Linked DNA regions of Mus musculus: all the other regions are linked to region 2. A link is a loop called in an ENCODE intact Hi-C map of the cell type or tissue named here. Cell type or tissue: heart. All regions are shown on one strand.

Region 1 (4,000 bases), 200 kb after region 2:
CAGACTCGCTGAGAGCCCAGGGTCATCGTGCTGAACTGGACCGGAAGTTGGTGCAAATAGAAGAGGCTATCAAGATCTTTTCCCGACCCAAAGTCTTTGTGAAGATGGATACCTAGTCCTTCCCCGCTTGGTACCCACCAAGAGTAACAGGGAGATATGTGTGCGGATCACCACGTGGCTGCCAAGGGCAGACTCAAGCCCTGTCATAGCTCAAAGACAGGAGCGTTGGGGTGGGCAGAATCGAAAGCACTTCTTAGTCACCAGGGGCTGCAGAAGGGCCACCAGCCTCCCAACTTCTCTGTCAAAATTAAACCTTTTGTACACAGTGGCTGTGTTCCATAGGAGCTGTCTTAGAAATGCTAAGCCCAGTGGGCCTCCTGCTGCATCACCCACCATAGGATGCCCTCCTGCCTATGTCCAGGGAAGAAGGCAGACGTACAGGATCAGAAGAGATCGGGGCTGGGACACAGAAGGACCACATCTACATTTGTAGAAAACCTTTAATGTTCACCAGACTGAGAGGGCTCTGTGAGCAAGCTAATCTTCTCTACCCAGCTGGAAAGTCCAGGCCATGTTCCCGCAGCCTAAAGTGACAAGGGCTGCATCTTTGCCTGTCAGAGGCTGAATCCGCTAACATCACCTCGCATGCCATTCCCCCAGCCAGAATTGGCTTGCTCTCTGCTATCCAAGGAGGGCAGAGAGCTGCCAGCACCAGGAAGTAGGCAGCCAGGTTGCAGGTCCCAGCACAGGGGCCCCTGAGACAGCCCATTAGAACAGGGAGGGTGGCGATTCTCAATGACCAGGTCACTGCTGTCATCGTCACTGTCAGGATCAGTAGGCCCAGGCCCTACAGAGGAAGGCCCTGTCAGACGCCCAGATGCCCCCCGTACCACATTATTACGCTGGTTGGCAGGCTTGACAGTGACGATGAGGTTGTGGCTGTTGGCGACCATCATGTCCGTCACTTGGTCCAAGGTCTTCCCGGCCACCTCAATGCCGTTGACCTCAAGGATCTCATCACTGACCGCCAGCAGCCCTGTACTCTCAGCCAGGCCCCCACGTACCAGGCGGGAGATGAAGATACCTGGAACCCGCTCCAGGCCCTGGGGAGCCACGCGAACACTCATGCCATCTCGAATGTAGAAGCCCAGGGGACGGTCTGAACCATGTTTGTGCAGCCTCACTCGTCGGTGGGTCTCAGGTAGTAGGTCCACATCTATAACTGAAGACACCTGGCGGAAATCTTGGGGCAAGCTGATTAACAAGGGTGGCCTGGTGCGCAGAGGTGCCACTGGTCGTAGCAGGAGCCCTTTCTTGCGCCTTTGTAGAGAGTTGGAGGCAAAAGCCAGGCCACTCGAGTCACCTTCTGCTGCAGGAGAGGGGGGGGGACTAAGATTAGAGACTTCTCCCAATTGGGCCTGTGATAGGGACAATGTCAACTGTTTTCCTGCTACTTGGAGGTCAGACCAAGGGCAGAGGCTACAGAACATAAAGCCTGGGGGCCCTGGGTATGATCTACCCTGATATACCTGTCCTATCACCCTAACCCAAGAAAGCTGCCCACTGTACCCCATCCTCACCCCGTTTCTGAACCAAGAGGCGCAGAGGTGGGGGCCCGCTGGCCAGGGCCCGGTGCAAACTGTCATCGTTGGTGAGGGGCAGCAAGTCACCGTGAGCATCCGTATAGCCAAGCAGGACGTCCAGGCCAGGGATCTGGTGTACCACACACAGCAATCGCGAGAACTCCTGAAAGCCTCTCACCGAAGTGCGGGGTAGTGCAAAGCGTCGGAACTCGGCGTCAAACTGGAGGCGGGAGGGAAAGGGAACGGAGTGTCAGGACATCCCAAGCCCCTTTCTCACCACAGCACTGAGGCTGTCAGGAGAGGGAAAGGTTGCTGGAACAGCTGCAGCCTTAGGCTTAAACCTCAGCTCCAGTACAAGGGACACTGTCCAAGGTCTTTCCCTTGCTCTCCACATACCCAGGCCACAGAGGGACTCTGGAAGTCCGTAGTGGGAGGGAGGATGCGATGAGGGGAGGCAGACAGAAAAGCAGAATAGGACGGAGGATGGAGGACAGAAAGAGGTGATGGAGAGCCAAGGAACTAATAAGGGAGAGAAAGGGAATTAGGAGCCCTAGCGCAGTGGCTAGAGCCGAGACCAGAGAAGCCCTTACTTTGCTCTTCACCTCGACGATGCTATCGGGACTGCGCGCCGGAGTCCTCTGCGGCCTGGCCATTGCAGGGCCTGGCGGGCGGGGGACAGTGCCCCACAGCAGCCCGCCGAGGCGCAGGTGCACAGCCCGGCCCGCTGGCCCGAGCCGCCCCGCCCCTGGCGGTAGCACTCGCCCCGCCCTCCCACCCAAACCATGACGTCAAGGGGGACGCGACACCGAGAAACGTGGAGTCTACGTTTCCTAGGAAACGGAGACGGAGGCAGAGAGGGCTTTCTCTGTTCTTACGTCATTACGCTATGGTTCGAGCGTCCCAAAAAGGACTCGACCAATCCGAAGGCAGAATGAGGGAACAAACATTTATTAAGTTGTCCGTGCTGTCATTTTCATTTTGTAAAGGAAACTACGGCAACATTTTAGGAAAATTCTGGAGGTCTTACACAGAGCCAAAGTGGCTTCAGGCCCCATTCTCTGCTGCAGCCTCCTAACCTGGATCGCTCTCATCCAATCTAGTCCTTGCCTTTTCCTTTCCGGCTCTAGAGTTGTACTGAGGAACAGCTCACGGGCTCAGAGAGATGCCCCGGTAAGAATAAACTGTCATCAGCCAGCAGCTAGGTCAGTCAGCAGGACCCGGGAAGAGCTTGCGCAGGCGCAGAACCGCGAGGGGGGCGGAGTCTCAAACTTAGGATCCGCCTGGCGGTCACGTGCTTCCTCTCCCGCTAGAGGCGGAGCGGCGGTGCTCGCGGGAAGACCCTTTCCTGGGGGTCGCCCAGGGTGCCGCCCTGCTAATGTCCGATTCAGGGTTGCTGGCCCTACAGCCCTGGATTCGAGAGCTGATCCTAGGTTCAGAAACACTGTCAAGTCCACGAACCGGGCAGCTGCTCAAGGTAAGCAGGTCGCTCAGATCCCAGAGACCCGGGTAGAGAAGGCGGGAGTGAATTGACACTAGCCACTACTGTTGTGTTAGGTACTCCAGGACTCGGAGACTCCCGGCCCTTCTTCCGCCCCTGACACACCTGACACCGGGGCCGTGTTACTTGTGTCAGACGGAACCCACAGTGTCCGATGCGTGGTGACGCGCAACGCCATCGACACCTCCGACTGGTAAGAGAAGTGCTACTTGTCAGCGGAAGGTGGGAGGCCAGCTGGCTAGTGGGGCATTGAACCTGAAGTGGGCGGGTACTGGAGAAGTGGGGAAAGCTCATTCCCCAGGCGTATGGGGGTTTGTGCCTGTGCTCTGGACAATGAGGGCTGTGCTCGCCGCAGGGAGGAGAAGGAGCTCGGATTCCGCGGGACCGAGGGCCGGCTCCTGCTACTGCAGGCCTGCGGGCTCCGCGTTCAGGTGGCTCAGGACCATGCGGTGAGTGGTAAGGCTCACTTGGGCGGGTTGGTTACTGTACCTAGCTCTTTGTCACCACTCCTGAGACACCACTCCCCAACTCCTCCAGCCTGCGGAGTTCTACCTCCAGGTGGATCGCTTTAACCTGCTGCCCACGGAGCAGCCCCGGATACAGGTGACTGGTTGGTAAGTGGTCCCTTTAAGGGAAGGGGATGTAGCTCAGTGGCAGACTACAGGCTTCGCATGGCTGAAGTCCTGAGGGCTTCAGTCTAAATCTCTCCATATTCCTCTCCCCAAAACAAAACAGTTAAATGAAGCTTCCACCTTTTGTCTCTTCACGCGCACTTGGCATAGATCTTCAGGTGAGAGGGATGGGCATCAATAACCCTGATCACCTACCACCCTCCTCTTTCTCCCAGCAATCAGGATTCAGATGTGCAGAGAAAACTCAATGAGTGTCTTGAGTAAGTTTGGGGTTGGGCCCTGAGGCT
Region 2 (4,000 bases):
AATTTTCTGAAAAGGGGACACAGCTCAGTTGTTAGAATGCAAAATGCCCAGGATCAATCACTGTACAGGGGGAGGAAGGAGACTTAAAAAAAACTTTAAAAGCACAGATTTCTACCTCATATCTTGTTTCTTTCTTATTTTTTGTTTTGCTTCATGAGACAGGGTCTCACTCTGTAGTCCTGGCTGACTTGGTACTCGATATGCAGTCTGGGATCATCTCAAGTACCATGGTAATCCTGCTCCTTCTGCTTCGCAAATGCTGGGGTTACAGCATTTAAGCTACCATACATTGTAAGCTGACCATGTAGCTAAGTGAAAAGGGTTCAGGCCCTGAGTTCAATTTCCATCAACGAAATCAGCAGAAAAATAAAGTGAAGACTCCCCCCACCCCACCCCCAAGACAGCCTCACTATATCAGACTGTCCTTTAACTTTTGGGCATCCTCCTGCTTCTCTCTCAGGAGTGCGGTGATCACAGGCATGCACCACCAAACCAGGGCTTTGGAGTATTTTGTTTTTGAGACGGGGTCTCATATAGCCCAGGTTCGTCCTAAATGTACTATGTAGCCTAAACTAGCCCTTATTGATCGGAAGTGTAGTCTACCACATCTAGAGAAGAGTAAAACTCTTGAATTTGTATCTTGAAAAAAAATACTTCAAGATGTCACTGTTTGCTGTGACTATCTCAAAATGCTGGCCATGACAGATGTTCCCCCAAGGCTTAATCTGTATCTATTCAAGTCAGTGTCCCGATAGCTTTAACTAAACACTACTACTGTGTGAACGCAGGAGACAGTTTTCCAAGGAAAAGACATTGGTGATAGATTCAAAAAGACACAGGTTAATTTCCTCTACTGGTGAGTGAGGGTGGAAATGAACGGAAGTTTCACAAACCGAGAAAGCAGCTATCTGAACCTCGAGGGTATGAAACCACAGAGTTAATAGGAGGCTCACATGCCTCAACAAAACACTACATAATCGCAGTACAGACGTGCCCAGGCGTTCTCTGCAGGGCTAGGTAGGCCACATCCGATTATGATAAGCTTTGAATGCTGCAGGCTACAAGGTTTAGTTTTTCCCTACAGTGACTAAGGAGGCAATTTTAACGAGTGATTTTTCTGGTGCGAATTATACACGCAGCAGCTTCAGAGGACTGAGCGGGGCTCTCCTTATAAGTATGACAGGTTTGCCTTGCAAGCGACCCAGCTGGACTCTGGCCCTTTTTCCAGCCAGTACATGGAAGCGATCGATGGCCCCCGCAGGACCCTGGCGTTCAGTCGCAAGGGAAGGGTGTGGAGTAGGCGCCGCACACAACAAGGTTAGATCAACCTGACCCGCGCTGGACGCGGGACGGCTGGGCCACAGACAGGCAGATGACCAAGTCCATCGGGCCTAACGCGGCAGGAGGTTTCGAGGCCATGCCTGGGGACCGCGGGTAGCCACAGCCCGGCCTGCTCCCCAGCCCACAGGCCCCAGTGCACGGGGACCGAGGGCTCGGAGTCGCGCCAGGCCCTGGCTGCGCCCGCGGCTGAACTCGCAGGCCCCTCACGCCGGTCAGGCCGAAGCCCCGAGCCGGAAGGCCTCACCTCGCGCGGGCGGCGGGCTCTCCGGAGTCTCGGCGGCTCAGCCCACCGTCTCCCAGCCCAGGCCACGGGCGCCGCCGCCATCCTCCCGCGTCAGCGTGGTGGCGTCATTACTGCGCGCGCCTGACGCCAAAACAAACTTGGGCGGCCAAGGGACGGAAGGGAGGCGGAGCCTCCAGACGCGAACGCAAGTGTGTGTAGGGGGGGGGGGGGGTTCGGAGTGCCTGCCAATCAACGTCTTCGGGGCGGAGCAGAGCTCTTTTCCAGGGGTGGGTCTGTTTGCCGCTAGACACCGCTGGGGAGCCATTTGTGGAGGGAAAAGTTCTGGGAAAGGTAATGACCGAGAGAAATGGAAAAAAAATGGCAAGATTCTTCTATAGATGAAGGAGTTCTTGAAGGGCAAGGGAGTGTGTCATCACGCCAGGGCTAATTTTTTTTAATGTATTGATGCAAAAACAAATGAATCACGAGATTTATAACATAAAATAAAAAGTAAAAAAGATTGTTAATGTATTGATGCAAACACAAATGAATCACGAGATTTATAAAATAAAATAACGAATAAAAAAGATTGTTACCAAGCTTGACATGGTGGGCACATTCCTTTAATCTCAGCACTCAGGCAGGAGGATCTCTGAGTTCCAAGCCAGTGTGGTCTACAAAGCTAGTTCCAGGACAGTCAGGGCTATTACAGAGAAACCTGTCTCAAAAATAAACAAAGAAGCTGGACGTGGGGGCACACGTCTTTAATCCTAGCACTCGGGAGGCAGAGGCAGGCAGATTTCTGAGTTCGAGGCCAGCCTGATCTACAAAGTGACTTCCAGGACAGCCAAGGCTATACAGAGAAACCCTGTCTTGAAAAAAAAACAAAAAATTAATTAATTAAAAAAATAAAGATTTTTTTTTTTGTACTAACACACTAGGTTTTGAAACAACTTTTACTTTTTTAAAAAAGACAAAACATCGTTAGCCTGTAATCCTAGTACTTTGGAAGCAGCAACAAGAAAGACTTTAGTTTGAGGCTAGCCTGGTGTATTTATTAAGGTCCTATCTCAATAAAAAAATTCATCAGTGTGTTCCCACATGCCTATAATCCTGGCACTCAGGAATTTAAGGGGATATTGCAGTGAGAGGTTTAAAAAAAAAAAAAGGCCAGGTTATAGAAGTTATAAGTTTTCTTGGGATACAGATTAAGACCATCTTTCAAAATGGCAGCAATGAAATTTGTTTCTCAAAGGGTTATGGGATTACTAAAAACATGAACTTTAACCCAGCCTGGTGTGATTTGGGAAGCAGAGGGGGGACCTCTGAGTTCAAGGCCTGCATGGTCTGTCTATAGCAACAGGATACCCAGGGCTGCTGCACAGGGAGACCTTGCCTAAAAAAAACAGCATGAGGAGGGGTGATACCCAGAGTAGGGCTTCCCCTTCTCAAAAGAGACAGGGAAAGTGGATGGGGGAAGGACCTGTGTGACTGATTACTGAGAGGAAAGGAAGGGGTGATAAAGTGAATAAATAAATAATTTTTAAAGGTTTATTTTTTTTATGTAAGTACACTGTAGCTGTCTTCAGACACACCAGGAGGAGGCGTCAGATGTCATTACGGATGGTTGTGAGCCACCATGTGGTTGTTGGGATTTGAACTCATGAACTCTGGAAGAGCAGTCAATGCTCTTAACTGCTGTGCCATCTCACCAGCCCAATAAATAATTTTAATAACAACAAAAAAGGAGCATTGATTTTGGGGCCAAATCTGGGATCAAATCCAGCTCTGACATTTCCACAGTTATATGAATTCTCGGGGAAGATGTCACCCTCAAGCCTTTCCATACGAATTTCCTATCCTTATATTTACTATGAACATATTGTAATCATGATTTTAGTCTCACAATAAAAAAATAATATAGAAGTCCAGAGTTGATAACACTCAGAAATCTATAGTCTTTTATTTGTCAAGGTATTTGGCAAATAAAGGAACGAGTATTTACTCGTATACGCTGTATATTCAGGTATTGGTTTGGGATCTAGGGAAAAACACAGGCTTAGCAGGAACGTGTTCTGGTGTGATGGCAACTGGTCCCAGGACATCTATCTGAATGGTCAACTCCACCTTGTCTATATAGATCTACAGCTGTAGAACACTGTGACCGTGCTTAGACCTAGGTAGCTATGCCTAGGCACCGGCATCTTGGCTATCATCCCAACCGTCTGCGCTAGCTCTGAGATAAAACCCATAAAGCCTTTAAGCCCCTGGCCACAGAGCAAAGTCTTCCCCCACTCAACCTCCGATCCCAGCCCATGGCAGAGTAGGGACTTAGGGAGCAAACATCAGGGTAAATGTAGGTCACTGTAGGAGGGTTGTAATCCCCACCCCACCAATGGCTGGCCAGAGCAGCCATCCCTGCTTACAGAAGCAGGC
Region 3 (4,000 bases), 66 kb before region 2:
TGAGTTCCAGGGGTGCAGGGTAGCCCACGATGCCCAAACTTTTCCTTTATTTGAATTTCATTTTCTGAGATTTTAAAGAGTCAGATGTTAGAGTTTCTGTTGCCAATCCTCAGTATCTCTCTTTTCCCCCTGTCTGGCTGCCCTGGAACTTACTATATATAGACCTGGCCTGCCTCTGTCTCTCTAGTGCCAGAGAAATGGCTGGACACTTGGGAGCCCTTGCAAACGCTTGCAGAGCACCAGAGTTCAGCTCCCGATGCACATCAGATAACTCACAACTACCTGTAACTGCAGCTCCAGGGGAGTTGACACCTTTGATCTTCCAGGGCACCTGCACACACACATACTCACACCCAGACACACATGGAAACCGATAATTAACAAGAAAACATCCAGGCATTGCGGCACACATCTTTTATTCTAGCACCTAGGGACTGCCTGTGAGGGCAACCTGGTCTACATAGAGATCAAAGCCAGCTAGGGCTACATAGTGAGACTCTCTGGGGGGGGGGGGGAAAGCAAAAAAGAAGAAGAAGAAGGAGAAGGAGAAGGAGAAGGAGAAGGAGAAGGAGAAGGAGAGGAGAAGAAGAAGAAGAAGAAGAAGAAGAAGAAGAAGAAGAAGAAGAAGAAGAAGAAGAAGAAGAAGAAGGGAAGGGAAGGAAGGAAGGAAGGAAGGAAGAAAGAAAGAAAGAAAGAAAGAAAGAAAGAAAGAAAGAAAGAAAATAACTTAAAAAAAAGAAAGAAAAGAAAGAGAAGAAAAGATGGGGCCTCTGTGTGTGTGTGTGTGTGTGTGTGTCCAAAGATCTTCAAGTGTTGTTCCTCAGTAGACACCCACCTGTTTTTTTGTTTGTTTGCTTCTTTGGTTTTGATTTTTGGACTGACTGGGGTAATGCTATTAGTTATACCTTGTATCTTTTTTTGGAATATTTATTACTCATAGCTTGTATTATATTTCTTCTTGCTCAGTTTATTTTTCAATTTTAAAGGTAAATTTAAATGTGTGTGTGTGTGTGTGTGTGTGTGTGAACCCTGGTACAGTCTGAGGGAGCTGGAGGGCATCAGATCCCCTGGAGCTAGAGACATATGCAGTCATAAGCTACCTGATGTGGGTGCTGGGGACTGAACTTGGGTCTGGGGCAAGAACAACAAAAGCTTGTAACCAGTGAGCCTTCTATACAGAGAGTGCAGGATAGGAGATGCAGAGCCGAGAGCACGCGCGCACAGCTGGAAAGCAGTTAAAGGTGCCAGAAAGAGAGGGAGGCCGATTGCAGCCCGGAAGAGCTGACTGGGAAGGGTTAGTTGTTGAGCTGCTTCAGGGAGGTCCTAGCCGAGCGGCCCACCCAGGCAGTTGGGGCTGGCGGGTGGCAGCAGAGGGCGCGGATTCTAGAGTCAGCCCAAATTCTAAAGGCTACACCAGAAAGGGAGAAAGAATGGAGATAGAGCAGAAAGATGAGCCCTGGAGCTTTCTGATAGGAAGGAAGCGGGGTGGGGTGGGGGAAGAGGCCAAAAGAACAACTCAGAAAGATAAAAATTCTCAAGTCAAGGCGACTAGGTAAGTTATCTGAGTGTGAAAGAAGTTAGCACCAAGAAAGGAAAGGACTCGGGTGCAGGAACCTCCAGGAGGTGAGGTTATGAAGGAGCAAGTTCAAATGAGATAACTGGGCTATCCCAAAGTGTCGATGAGGGATGGGCCGGTGTAACCTCTAGCGAGGAGGGAGCGGACTCCTCTAGGAAGGGCATACGATCTTCAACCACCTGCTAAGGGAGAGGCTGCAGCGAGCAGAACTGAGGGAGAGACCGTAGGCTACCAAAGTCCTGGAGAAGCGTTAGAGAGAAATGATGGTAATGGAAGAGTATGTATGTGAGGGTGATGAAAGACTTGAGGAGGTTTGGGGTGGTCACTGTGACATTGACCAGGTCCTGCTAGCTTTCCCGCTATGGAAGAGTATGTATGTGAGGGTGATGAAAGACTTGAGGAGGTTTGGGGTGGTCACTGTGACATTGACCAGGTCCTGCTAGCTTTCCCGCTAAATAACAAAAAGTGACTGAGAGCTAATTAGATTCAGGGAACAGAGCCAGTGCACCCTGCGCCCCGTCTCACCATCATAATACCCCTAAAAGTTAAAATACTTTCCCTCACTTTATTAAGTATCGCATTTGGGGCTCAGAGAGGGCAACCCCTTACCCAAAGACACACAGGAACCCTACCCTCCAGCAGCTAGAGTACTTCGTTCCCGGGGTCCTCTCATCCCCCCTCGGGGAGGAGCCGACCCGAGCCCCTCCTGCTCCCCGCCCCCGAGGGGCGGCCCGGGGGGCGGGTGGAGGAAGTGAGCGCAGCGGGGTGGAATGCGAGCGGGCGGGGCGGGCCAGCCTGGGGCGGCGGGGACTGCCGGCTGGAGGCCGGGACCGCGGGCCAAGCGCGCGCGATGCCTCACTTCACCGTGGTGCCGGTGGACGGGCCGCGACGCGGCGACTATGACAACCTCGAGGGGCTCAGTTGGGTGGACTACGGCGAGCGCGCCGAGCGGGAAGACTCGGACGGTGAGGGTGCGCCCGGCGGGGGCTGTGGCCGGGACGGGGGGCATCTACACGGGACTCGCGCCTTCGGACCGCGCGCGCAGACGTCCATGCAGGACTCCACTTTTCTTGCTCCTTGCGCGCTCAGACCGATGAGTCTTTTTGGTCCGGGACTCCCGGGCTAGGTCGTCCTCCACCCACTCCCAGCTCCTCCCCCGAGGGCCGCGGGCGGGGGCTGCAGACGTGGCCGCCTTGGGAGGCCGGGTAACGGGCTGCCTTGCTTAGGCTGGCGCCGAACGCGCCACGGGTCTGGGTCCAATGGAAGCCTGGATTGTAGCTTCCTCACTTTCTGTGAATCGCCCCCATCCTCTTGAGTGTCACCCTCTCTTCCTCTATGACTCACCGCCCCTCTCTTGTCCTTTCCCTACCCCTGCCTCCTTGCACACTGGCCCGGTAGGAGCAAAGGGTGTGCTCGCTGAAGAGCCTGTGTTGGCCTTGGTCTACGTAGATCTGTGCGTATCATGGACACCTAGGGAGCAGTCACACGGGGCCAGGCTTGTCTAGGCACTGTACATGAAGCAACTCGCTTTAATCCTCCCAACCTCCCCCATGGGACAGGTTCTGTTACTCGCACTTAGGAAGGAGTGAAGGGCGGTGGGGAAGAGTTATGTAACTTGTTCCAGTGGGATTCAAACCCGGATATGAGAATGTAGTGCCTTAACCTAGGTATCAGGGCTGGTTATAGAGGTAAACCCTTTCTCCCTTCCAGTGCCCCATCTCTCCATCTTCCACCCACGGAGGCTCCTCACACTTGGAATGGGAACGGTCCTGGTTATATGTGTCTGTCTGTATAGCTGTCCAGGCATGTGTAAATGCACGTGTGTCGCTGAGTATCACAGGGTCAGGTCAGGACGTCCTTATGGCTACTGTTTCCAGGAAGGCTGCCAGTGATGAGCCTGGTGCTATGATAACAAATGCCTGTGATGTCTGAGGCTGACCGTGATAGAAAGGTGTAGGAAATGTGTGTTGTGTCTGGTGATGGTATCGGAGGCTATCTGATAGGTCTGTGATGGTGACATGCTTGAGGGGTAGTCTGTGCTTCATGTGAACGGTGACTGAATGACCTGCCTGCCATGTGGACATACAGGCCAGGGGCATGGACTGCAGATGTCACGGAGATTTGTCAGGTTTCACAGCTGTGTGTAAGTAACCCTAGATCCCACATCCCCTGCTGCCCCTTGCCTGGTCCAAGGTGTCGGAACCATATCCCTCCTTCCCTGGGACTGGAAGGATGTCTGTCCCTAGATGATGTACTGAACTGCATCCTGGAGATTAGCCTGGACCAATGGGCAGTACTGAGCCTTTTCTTTGGCTCCGCCTTGGTCCCTCACAGGTTGATAGGAGTAACCTGGAGCTATGCTGGCTGTTGGCTGTGCCCTGCCAGATCCCTCCAGGCTAGGCCAGCTCCTCCCAACCCCACCCC

What was found. Peaks named below come from ENCODE experiments on the same cell type or tissue, not always from the same donor. Only the 100,000 strongest peaks of a DNase experiment are listed, where the experiment ranks them.
Region 1: a loop joins it to region 2, with 3 times the contacts of the local background. A loop is called at or near these places in 1 of 42 quality-filtered maps.
Region 3: a loop joins it to region 2, with 4 times the contacts of the local background. A loop is called at or near these places in 1 of 42 quality-filtered maps.

The regions. Positions count from the first base shown.
Region 1 is chr8:105,699,977-105,703,976 of GRCm38, reverse strand. It overlaps Acd (adrenocortical dysplasia), which reads left to right and starts at 2,749. Exons shown (of 11, transcript NM_001012638.2): 1 at 2,749-3,057; 2 at 3,138-3,274; 3 at 3,437-3,530; 4 at 3,619-3,695; 5 at 3,929-3,973. The coding sequence starts at 2,959. It overlaps Pard6a (par-6 family cell polarity regulator alpha), which reads right to left and starts at 2,330. Exons shown (of 3, transcript NM_019695.3): 1 at 2,174-2,330; 2 at 1,581-1,803; 3 at 483-1,369. The coding sequence starts at 2,236. The coding sequence ends at 615. It overlaps Enkd1 (enkurin domain containing 1), which reads left to right. Exons shown (of 8, transcript NM_198299.2): 8 at 1-325. The coding sequence ends at 116. In heart, CTCF peaks have their summits at 2,266 and 2,913; DNase peaks (open chromatin) are centred at 1,026, 1,686, 2,316 and 2,826; H3K4me3 peaks cover 2,468 bases; H3K27ac peaks cover 1,810 bases.
Region 2 is chr8:105,898,126-105,902,125 of GRCm38, reverse strand. Pskh1 (protein serine kinase H1) reads right to left here and starts at 1,652. Exons shown (of 3, transcript NM_173432.2): 1 at 1,586-1,652. In heart, a CTCF peak has its summit at 1,888; a DNase peak (open chromatin) is centred at 1,725; H3K4me3 peaks cover 1,858 bases; H3K27ac peaks cover 1,849 bases.
Region 3 is chr8:105,964,466-105,968,465 of GRCm38, reverse strand. Slc12a4 (solute carrier family 12, member 4) reads left to right here and starts at 2,351. Exons shown (of 24, transcript NM_009195.3): 1 at 2,351-2,541. The coding sequence starts at 2,427. In heart, no CTCF peak of the experiment used is centred here; DNase peaks (open chromatin) are centred at 1,345, 2,315, 2,815, 3,395 and 2 weaker places; H3K4me3 peaks cover 2,995 bases; H3K27ac peaks cover 3,580 bases.